Linked DNA regions of Homo sapiens: region 1 is linked to region 2. The links are chromatin loops, found by intact Hi-C in ENCODE. Cell type or tissue: right lobe of liver. All regions are shown on one strand. Links, peaks and the distances in the headings refer to the core of each region. The heading gives the core; the rest is flanking DNA.

The links. Hi-C counts contacts between places; a loop is a spot of excess contacts. Peaks named below come from ENCODE experiments on the same cell type or tissue, not always from the same donor. Only the 100,000 strongest peaks of a DNase experiment are listed, where the experiment ranks them.
Region 1: it touches region 2 in a loop (1.8-fold over the local background); 5 of 110 quality-filtered maps call a loop at or near these places.

The regions. Positions count from the first base shown.
Region 1 is chr9:104,804,980-104,810,357 of GRCh38, forward strand. It overlaps ABCA1 (ATP binding cassette subfamily A member 1), which reads right to left. Exons shown (of 50, transcript NM_005502.4): 30 at 4,487-4,585; 31 at 1,262-1,451. Among named protein-coding and RNA genes, the nearest start is that of NIPSNAP3B, 44 kb to the left of the region's middle. In right lobe of liver, for the core only: a CTCF peak has its summit at 3,208; a DNase peak (open chromatin) is centred at 3,289; H3K27ac peaks cover 519 bases.
Region 2 is chr9:104,852,083-104,857,460 of GRCh38, forward strand. The region is part of intron 7 of ABCA1 (ATP binding cassette subfamily A member 1); the gene reads right to left. Among named protein-coding and RNA genes, the nearest start is that of ABCA1, 73 kb to the right of the region's middle. In right lobe of liver, for the core only: no CTCF peak of the experiment used is centred there; no DNase peak of the experiment used is centred there; H3K27ac peaks cover 2,375 bases.

The DNA.
Region 1 (5,378 bases), core at 182-5,181, 47 kb before region 2:
GTAGTCAAGAGATTTTTAGGAAGCACCATCATTCACTATGCCTAATAAATCTTCTGTTCACTGGAGTTATACTGATGACTAGATTAGCTGTTATTTTATTCATTTTATTTTTTGATATGGAGTTTTGCTGTGTTGCTCAGGCTGGAGTACAGTGGCGCAATTTTGGCTCCCTGCGACCTCCACCTCCCAGGTTCAAGCAATTCTCCTGCTTCAGCCTCCCAAGTAACTGGGATTACAGGCATGTGCCACCATGCCTGGCTAATTTTTGAATTTTTAGTAGAGACAGGGTTTCGCCACATTGGCCAAGCTGGTTTCGAACTCCTGACCTTAGGTGATCAGTCCACCTCGGCATCCCAAAATACTGAGATTACAGGTGTGAGCCACCCCGCACCTGGACTAGCTATTATTTTCAAGAGTGGTAACCAAGCCTTCTTTTAGTTCCTGTACTCATTTAGAATTGCTTGTCCTCATCCTGCAATTTGGTTGCTGATAAAAGCAGCAGAGAGCTATCATAAGCACTCCTCTTCCTGAAATTCTCAAGAAAAAAAAAATGGCTCAGGACTCCTTCCCAAACAGAGTCTCTAAGAATACCAGAGTTGACAAGATCCACAGGAGTTTTCTGGTCCAGCCTCCCTAATTCAGAGGTGAAGAAACAGGCCCAGGCCTGTCAAAGGCTACCAGCTCATTTGTTGCAGAGCCAAGATTGGAAGCCAGGCCTGCCACAGTCTGTCCTGTGACTTTACTGCTGTGGGACAGGCATGGGCACAGTGTGGTCCAAACCTTCTCCCCTCAAAACTCACATGCTTTTTCTTATGACAAGAAGCGAGTTAAAGACTGAAACAGGGCTGGGCGTAGTGGCTCACGCCTGTAATCCCAGCACTTTGGGAGGCCGAGGCGGGTGGATCACCTGAGGTCAGGAATTCCAGACCAGCCTAGCCAACACGGCGAAACCCTATCTCTACTAAAAACACAAAAATTAGCCAGACATGGTGGTGCGTGCCTGTAATCCCAGCTACTCAGGAGGCTGAGGCAGGAGAATCGCTTGAACCTGGGAGGTGGAGGTTGCAGTGAGGCAAGATCATGCCACAGCACTCCAGCCTGGGCGACAGAGCAAGACTCCGCCTCAGAAAAAAAAACAAAAAACAAAAAAGACTGAAACAGACCCTCCCAACATGATATCTCACTCATTCCTGCTTCCAAGCGGAAGCTACCAGCCCATCCTGCACCCCTTCTGCCCAATCACCCCCTGAAAGTGACTCACTTGTGGAGGAGGCAGCCCCCCTGCCCCTGGGGGACACACAGGCAGCATCTTCTTGATTTTGTCGCTGCTACACTGGCATGCAGGTGAAGGGTTCTGCATTGTCCAGTTCCCATTCTGGAAGAGGTCCATGATGGTCTGGGGAACTGGGGCAGTGGTCCACTCTTCCTCCCCTGCCTGGCAGGGCGTGTCTCTGCAAAGGGAAGACAGCAAGAGTAGGATTACCAGAGATGGCCTGGCCTTTCTGTTGCCTCAGGAGCACAGGATCATTCCGTAACAACCACAAACATGCATCTATTCCCTCACCATTTGGAAAAGACAAGCATGATCTCATTTGATTGCTTGATCCCACAACAGCCTTGTACACTGTGACATCATTTATATCATCATTATGTATCATTTTATACATAAGTAAAATAGAATGCAAAGAGGCCCTAAATATTTACATACTGAACTCAGTTCAATCCAATCAACCAACCATTTGCTCACACAACAAACATTCGTTGAGCATCTACTACGTGCCAGATGCTGTCCAGTATATTCGAGGGCCTAAGGTGAAAATACCTGCCTTCATGGAGGTGTATGCCCATGGAGGAGACGAACAACAAATACACTAATAAGATAACCTTAGATGGCCCAAAATAAAGCAAAATAAAAAGACAGTGACTGGGGAGAATGAACCTACTAAGAGAAGACATTTCAGCCAAAACATAACAATGATGGAGAACAAGCTGGGCAAAAGCTTGGCAAAAAGAACATTCTGAGCAAAAGCGATGGCAAGTGCAGGTACAAAGGCCCTAGGAAGAAATGCATTTCTATTTTTTAGGAATAATAGGAAGACAGCATGGCTGGAGTAGGATAAGCTACGAAGAAGAGTAATGATAAAGGAGGAGGAGAGGAGCCAGATGAGAGAGGCCTGGGAAAGAGTCTGGATCTTATGCTCGATGTGCTGAAAAATGAGTAGAGACTGGCAAGATCCAATTTATGTTCTCAAATGAGTAGAGAATTGGGGGATGACTGGGGTGAGAATGCTCGTCACATAAAGAGCTACGCTGTCTACAAATTTTCCCTGGAGATAAGACACAAAGCCTTCAACCTCATCTCCAGCTCTGAATTACTGTGGGACATCAGCAGGTCCCCTGCTCTTTTGGGGGCTTATTTTTTCCACTGGCAAAATAAAAGTTTAAAATGATTTGATTCAACAAGTCATTTCCAGTTCCCTTCCAGTTTCAGAATTCCACAATTTAAAGTAAAGTTACAGCAATTATTTCCTTATTATTAAATATTAAATATAATTGCCAGGCACGATGGCTCATGCCTGTAATCCCAGAACTTTGGGAGGCGAAGGCGGGTGGATCACTAAGTCAGGAGTTCAAGACCATCCTGTCCAACATGGTGAAACTCCATCTCTACTAAAATTAGAAAAATTAGCCAGTGTGGTGGCACATGCTTGTAATCCCAGCTACTCAGGAGGCTGAGGTAGGAGAATCACTTGAACCTGGGAGGCAGAGGTGGCAGTGAGCCAAGATTGAGCCACTGCACTCCAGCCTGGGCAACAGAGCGAGACTCCATCTCAAAAAAAAATAAATAAATAAAATATATATATATACACACACACACACACACACACACACACACATATATATATTATAAATATATATTTTTAACTATTTCTTATTGTTTTCTTATGTATTAAAAATTCAAATGAAGTTTTCCAGATTGATCTCTAATTGTCTCCTTAAAGCACCTGAACTGACCAGAAAAGTCACACTAAGACGCGCTGCCCTCCTGAAGCTTACACTCTGAACATTCAAAAGGGGATTGGCTGAGACAAATTTAAATACAGCTGAGACATGCTCCTGTCAAATTTCCTTCAGGTCCACCATTTTTTTGCAAAACCTAAAAATTTGAATTTCAGTAAGAATTGTAAGGATAAAGGCTCTTCCTTCCAACCACCTCCGGCAGACTGTAGGTGGGGCTCAGACATCATGTTTGAACCCTCTGATGTCAGGGCCGGGCCTCTTTTGTCTCTATGGGCTGGCTCTCAGCCCAGTTCTGGCTCCTACAGAGCCTTCCTAAGCTAGCATCAATCCATGAGTTCATATGGTTCAGCTGGCCAGTGATGAATCCAGATAACTATATTATCATCTCATCTCATGCTTCTATCTTCCCTACACAACCTTCATGTGGAAAATCAAAGGCACCATGAAATCCAGATAGGCCGTGTCTGTGTCCTTCTCTATCCTTGTCATCTGGTTATTTGGGAACCAATATTAGCTGCTAGGATTTACCACCCATTATGTACTAAGTACTAACAAGTATTTAGTAACTATCCAATACTAATTAAGAACAAACAAGCACACAGTAGCTATCCATTTAGAAATCTGCTCTAGAACCTTGTATAAACAGGTTATCATGCTCACTGTTCTGTGGTGTGCAGAGTCACCTATCTTCCCATTGAAACTTGAAAGTCAAGTTTGCCCCCTCTCCAATTCTCCAGCACCTTCCCACCTTGCCATAATTTTTCAGAGATCACTGTTGTTTCATGACCTCAGCTGAGATTCTGCCTAAACCTGGAAACACTAACCCACCTCTACCAGCCTTGAGCACGGCCTCATAAGATCCTCACCTCTCCACCATCTTCACTCACAGTGATCTGGTGACCTCCCTTCCCCTACACTCACTTAAGGGTCATATGGATGCTTCACTGAATTTATTTATCCACTGCTTACTTTTTAAAAGGGGGTTTTGAAGGAAAGTACAATAAAAATATACAATTTGAGAAGAAGAAAGTGTCCCTTTTTATAAAAATTCATATGCCATCTTTTCAGATTATAAAAGCGAAGAAGCTGATAAGCAAAACCTAAAAATCATATATAATGAGAGCCTATTGAAGCACTTAAGTACAGGGGCTGGGAGAGAAAGAAAGGAAAAGCATTTCATCAGTAAGTGTAAAGTGCTATTTAAATTAAATATTAAGGTTCTAAATCAGTAAACAAATGTCTGTAATGACGTGCTTTGCACGGTGTTAGAAGACTCTCCAAACGTTTGTTCCTAGATAATTTAGTTCGGTTACTACCTTCGCTTTTTGTAAATAAAACATAATAATAATTCAAAGGGCAAATGCTGGCGGTCACAATGTGGCATGCAGTTGATAAATGCAGCATATTAGAAATCAAACCAGGCAACAAGCACAAGAAGCCTGCTTATGGCTAAAGTGGCACTCACGGGATTGGGTTTCCTTCCATACAGCGGGTCCCGAAGCCAGGGTCTTTGGTGAGGGCGTTTAAGAGTTCCAGGGTTCCCGTGTCCTCAGGAGCATCATTGCTGTGGGTACATGAGAGGCAGCCAGCTTAGTAATTCATTAAAACCAGTAATCGAGAGATAAAAATGTTTTTATAAATTAAACATTTTAGGAAGCATTTCTCTGTGACAGGCTCTTAAAACAGAAATGAACAAAACACAGAAACCACCCAGAAGGATCTCAGACTCTGGCCCTGTATTCGGCATCAGGGTGACGTAGAGCACTCCAAAGTGGAGCTTGTTTTAAATGGGCTGTATGTATAAAGGTGTGTATGTGTACACACATGTACATACACATATACATTTATATATTTTTTTTAATTTGAAGAAAATCAACTCATTAAGTATTTCAAAAGTGCTTTCACAATTATCCCTTTGGCACAGACAAGCAGGATTTTCCAAGAAAGGGCAAGAAAACTTTGTACTCTTTGCATGCACAACTAGAAAGCACAAAAATAACAGGCACAGGTCACAAACACATGCTATGTTCCACAACTACGGGCAATACAGGGTCAGCAGCCGGAAAGGAAAAAATAAAGTAAACCTGAACTATGTAAGAAGAAAATGTGGGCTTAGAGAAAAAGAGGCCAATTCACATTACATATATATATATATATATATATATATACTTTTTTTTTTTTAAATGCTTCCCTTTTGTATCACTGACACAGTTCCCCCATCTACAGGTCTACAAATCTTTCAGGACTGAAGAAAGCTCCTGCTAACAAGACCCAGAAAAATCCTTTGTCCTTTTCTTTGATTTAATGTATTGTTACAGAGTGGGGGATATTTTTATCTAAAGAACAAACACTACCTA
Region 2 (5,378 bases), core at 261-5,260:
GTTACAATGTGTTCATTGAAACATTTCAAATGTCCTTTAAATATCTTCATAAAGTAGACAAAAATCTCTACTTCACTTTGACCATATGCAAAATCCAACTCAGGCTGGGATTAGTATGTTTTAGTTCAAACTGAAAACAAGTAAACCACAAATCAAAGACTATCACCACCCAGGAGTAATTGCTATCTCTTTCTGGTGATTTCTATGACAGTAAAGATTTCCTCTGGGAAACATTTTAATATTTTTTATTGAAATACGAAATTATAAGACTACATTTCTAAGGAATATTCTAATCTTTTAAAAAATAAATCAACAACCTAAATATTAACTTTCAAATTAGATGTGTTTAACGCATTCAAACGCTTCATTTTTTGCTGTTTCTAAACATAGTTAAATACATCTACTACCACATAATTCAGAGGAAAAAATTAAACCTGTATCTTAGATCTGGCAACAATATTTAATGAAGAAATAGTATAACTAAGGTGAAAATGTCTGTGTAAATGGAGTTGAGCAGTCATATTAACACACTGCTATATCTACCAGCTAGTGCTCTTCTTTTCCCATAAGAATGAGGTGAACATAGAGTCTGAAGAGTAAATCTACACAGTGTGTCATTCCACCCATTACCAACCCATGGGGATTGCGGCTGCTTGCTGGGAGAAAGCAAGTAAACAGGTGGGCAGTCAAATCACACAAAGCCAAACAAAATCTGATACTTTCCAACAATGTCCGGGTTCCAGACAGGAGAACACGAGCAAGTGTTCTCTCCTGCAAAAACCCACACAGACGCTTTAAGGACTGCATGTAACAAGCTGAAGTATCTAGCCCTAAAAAGCCATGAGGCTGAAGGTAACAACAAGCCCCATCTGTATTCTGGGTCCTTGTCTAAGAGTCAAGAAGAAGCTAAATAAAGACCCCTCAAGACAAGGATGACTTTGTTCACTCCTTATCCATCTGCTTCTTCGATCTGTACACAGCTCAGCTGTGACATTACTTGTCTTCTGGGAGCCTCGGGGCACCCTCACTTTCCCTTCTTTCCCTCATGAACCAAGATCCACTTGGTGGGAATGTGCTAGGCACACTGGAAGACACGTGGACAGTGGAACCACTGGTTCCACAAAAACCACTTCTTTTTTTTCCCCACGTTATTGAGATGGAGATAAATCTGCATGCCTGGACTTCCAACCTTAAGGATCAGACACCATTTTCACATCACTGAGGCAATGGTGAGTCAAGGACAGAGCCCAAACCTAGCTCATTCAACCCCACATTCCTCCCACTACAGCCCACAGTGTCTGTGTTGGCAAAGACTGCTGTGAGGGAGCTGGTCGAGAGGTCATCAGTGAAACTGGAACGAGGACAGCTCTCACTCTGTAGACCCAGGACCTACAAAGAATTCCTCAAATTCCCAGACTCAGCCTTCAGCCTGGATCTCAATGCCCATCAGAATGAAAGCTCCAAGTGCATCACAACTGCCTTGTTGGTGGTCGAACTTCAGTGCCTAGAACAGTGCTGGTATAAAGCAGACATACAATAAACACTTGATGGATTTTTTTCGATGAATGTCTCATACCTAGTTCAGAGATGTTCTCCTCCCAAAGTCACCTCTGTTTGGTTTGTACATTAAAAACCCTAATAGGTGATGCTTATTATGCTTTAGAGTCACTTTCCAAATATGGGCAAGAAAAAGCAGAGAGCTGCAGAGGGGTCAACAAAAGCCAAAGGCACTGAGGGAACACTTCAAATATATGATAAACTATTCCTTCCAATCAAGAAAGCTACAGCAGACTGAATATCCCCTGCAAAGATGTCCACACCCTATTCCTGGAGTCTGTGAATATGCACATTTCATAGCAAATGCACTGTGTAGATGTAATTAAAGTTATGAACCTCAAAATAAGGAGATTATCCTGGATTATGTGAATGGGCCCAAACTAAACACCTGAGCCCTTAAAAGTAAAGAACTTTCTCTGACTGGAGACAGATGTGACAGGAGGCGTCAGAGGTTTAAAGTGTGAGAGATACTCAACCCACTTGTGGGAGAGGAGTCACATGAAAAGCATAAGAAGGAATGATGGCAACCTTTAGGAGCAAAAACCAGCCCCTGCTGACAGCCAGCAAGGAAATGGACTTCAGTCCTACAACTGCACGGGACTGAATTCATCTGATATCCTGGATGAGCTCCAAAGCAGATTCATCTTCAGAGCCCCCCCAAAAAAACACAGCCCCACAAACACCTTGATATCAGCCCTGTGAGCCTCTAAGAAGTAGACCTAGGTGAGCTCTACTGTATCCTGGCTTCTGGCCTTATGAAATAATAAATGTATGTGGTTATAAACTGCTAAGTATTTGGTGACTTGTTATAGTAGCAATAAAAAAAAAAAGTACAATCGGAAGCAAATCAATCTCTCGGGCCAAAATTTGCTGGTCCACTACTATGGCTCCTTCCTGCAGTCCAAAACAGATTGGAGGTTTCTGTGAGACAGGAAGGTGGCCCTCTCCTCGCTCTGGGAAAGGTACATGCTGCTTTAGGAAGGACCCAAGAGAAAGTTAAGAAAAGTTCACCTGCCCAGCACACTCTACAGCAAAATACACCTTGCTGAGCAGCAAGACAAAAGAAGCCCCTGCCAGGTGGCCCTGAGCTCCTCCTAGAAGTTGTTAACTCAACAGTACAAATACAATGAGCGCACTCCATAACAAGTCTCCCTCATGACTAAGTGCATTTATCCCACAGATAATATTTCATATATCCACCCACCTTTGTTCTCATCAAAAGGATATCTTTTGAGTTGAGTCCAGCTCCTAGAAAATACCTGACACATAATAAGAACTGAATAAATATTGCTCAATGCATGAGTAAGATTTTTAAGTAAAAAGCAGAGAACACCTAATGGAAACTGCTCTTAACCCCAGGGAACTTTAAAAACACAACAGCGTTCTGACATCCAGTATTAATTTTCACACAAGGTACGGACTGAGACATAAATAAGAATCTTTGGGTGAAAAGTCTTGACAATATCTGAGCAAGAATGCAGTTTTTCACTGAAATACTCACCAGGACCACTTCGCTTGGTATGAGTTCTAACACTGATCTACAGAAGAAAACTTCTATCTTTTTTTTCTTTTTCTGAGACAGAGTCTCACTCTGTCACGCTGGCTGGAATGCAGTGGAGTGATCTCAGCTCACTGCAACTTCCACCTCCTGGGTTCAAGCGATTCTTGTGCCTCAGCCTCTTCAGTAGCTGGGATTACAGGTGTGCGCCACCACGCCTGCCTGGCAAATATGTGTATTTTTAGTAGAGAGGGGATTTCACCACGTTGGCCAGGCTGGTCTTGAACTCCTGGCCTCAAGTGATTCATCCGCCTCGGCCCCCACAATATGCTGGGATTACAACAGATGTGAGCCACTGTGCCTGGCTGAAAACTTCTATCTTGACGCAATTGTTTTCAAGGACATAATTTCTACTACTCATGTCAATTAAATTATCAACTTCTATTTATTGAGCACCTATTGTGTGCCAGGCCCCACACCAGGCTCTTCATATGTGTAACCAATAATCACAACAAAGAGTCAAATATATTATGTGTATGTAGAAGAAGAGAAAACTGAGGCTTACAGGGACTAAATAATTTATCCGACATCAATGCTGGTAAAATATTCAAATGCAATATTCAAACCCAGACCCAGCTGACCCTCCCACACTGCCATACTTTCCCCATGTTGCCAAAACACTGCTTTCCAGAGCACCCAGATTCTGAAGGAGGCCCAGGAGAAACTCACAATACCCTTGGCTGGAAACAGGGAAACACTCACGCACACACAAAAGGAGAAATGTTTCAAAATATGTCTCTCGTGAAATTCCACTTTTGGTACAGAAGCACATATTGAAAGAAGAGTTTCTCTCCCCATCATGTTGGGCTTTGCATCTCCGGTTGCTGCTACTGCTGCACTTCTTGGCACAGTTAACTGCCCATGTGCAATGTCATCACATGTCACATCCATCTACCATCACAAATGTTGAAATTTCAACCAAGCAGCAATAGAAAAAGGCTGCTTAATGCAAATCAAGTATCAGTCCCAGCATTCCAATTAAGGCCCTGCTTAATTCAATAAGTAAGAGTCACATTTCAAAATGTTTGGAAGTCATTTCATCCTAAAGCCTTCCTCAGAAATCATCTTTACACAAAACAATCCTGATCACTCATTCTACTCTAACTCAAGAGCCCCATTTTGAAGAGAGGTCTCTTGGTAACAGCAGAGGGGCAGAAGCAGAACCTGAGTGCTCCACAAACCCGAGATATGCAGAAAGCACCTGGTAGTAGCCACCTTAATCAATACCTGGTCATAAACCAACGCATCCACAAGGCACAACCACAACACAGCAGGATGGGACACAGTGTAGCTGACGGTTCTGAAGGTGCATTTCCCTGCACTCTGTCACGCTGCTAATCCTCCCAGAGAGATACTGTCAGGTTGAAACCTGAGCTGTTAATTATCAGATGATGAGGGCTAAACAGTCATTCTACTATGAGTATAATTCAGGCATTGTGTGAGTGGAGGGATTTTACCGGGTTGTGTACACAATAGGTGTTTAATGAGTAAACAGAAGTGAAATGGAATGAATGGGCACAGCACCGGAACAAATTACAATGTCTTCTAAAAACACCCATCTTTTCCAAAATTTCAATCATTCCAGCTGAAAGGGTGAGCATTTGTCATGCAGTGAAGCAGCCCAAAACAGTCCAAGAAAATGGTTTTGTAACAAAGTTTTGTACCATTCATAATAACCTTTCACCCTCTATGATTCACAGCACAAAAAAGACCAACAGGCTGCAAATGTCTGCACAAGTCAGCTTCTCTAACTTTTTAGGCCAGTTACTTAGGGTTGCAAAGATCCCTGTAGAGAAATATACCTTACTTTAAAATTATAACATGGGACCAGGCACGGTGACTCATGCCTTTAATCCCAACACTTTGGGAGGCCGAGGTGGGCAGATCACTTGAGCTCAGGAGTTCGAGACCAGCTGGGCAACATAGTGAAACCCTATGTCTACTAAAAATACAAAAAATAGCTGGGCGTGGTGGCAGGTGCCTGTAGTCCCAGGTACTCGGAGGCTGAGGCATGAGAATCACTTAAGCCTGAGAGGCGGAGGTTGCAGTGAGTCGAGATCGCGCCACTGCACTCCAGCCTGGGCAACAGAGTGAGACAGATCTCAGCTCACTGCAGCCTCCACCTCCTAGGCTCAAGCGATCCTCCTGCCTCAGCCTCCCGAGTAGCTGGAATTACAGGTGCCCACCATCACGCCCGGCTATTTTTTGTATTTTTGTAGAGACAGGGTTTCACCATGTTGGCCAGGCTGGTCTCAAACTGCTG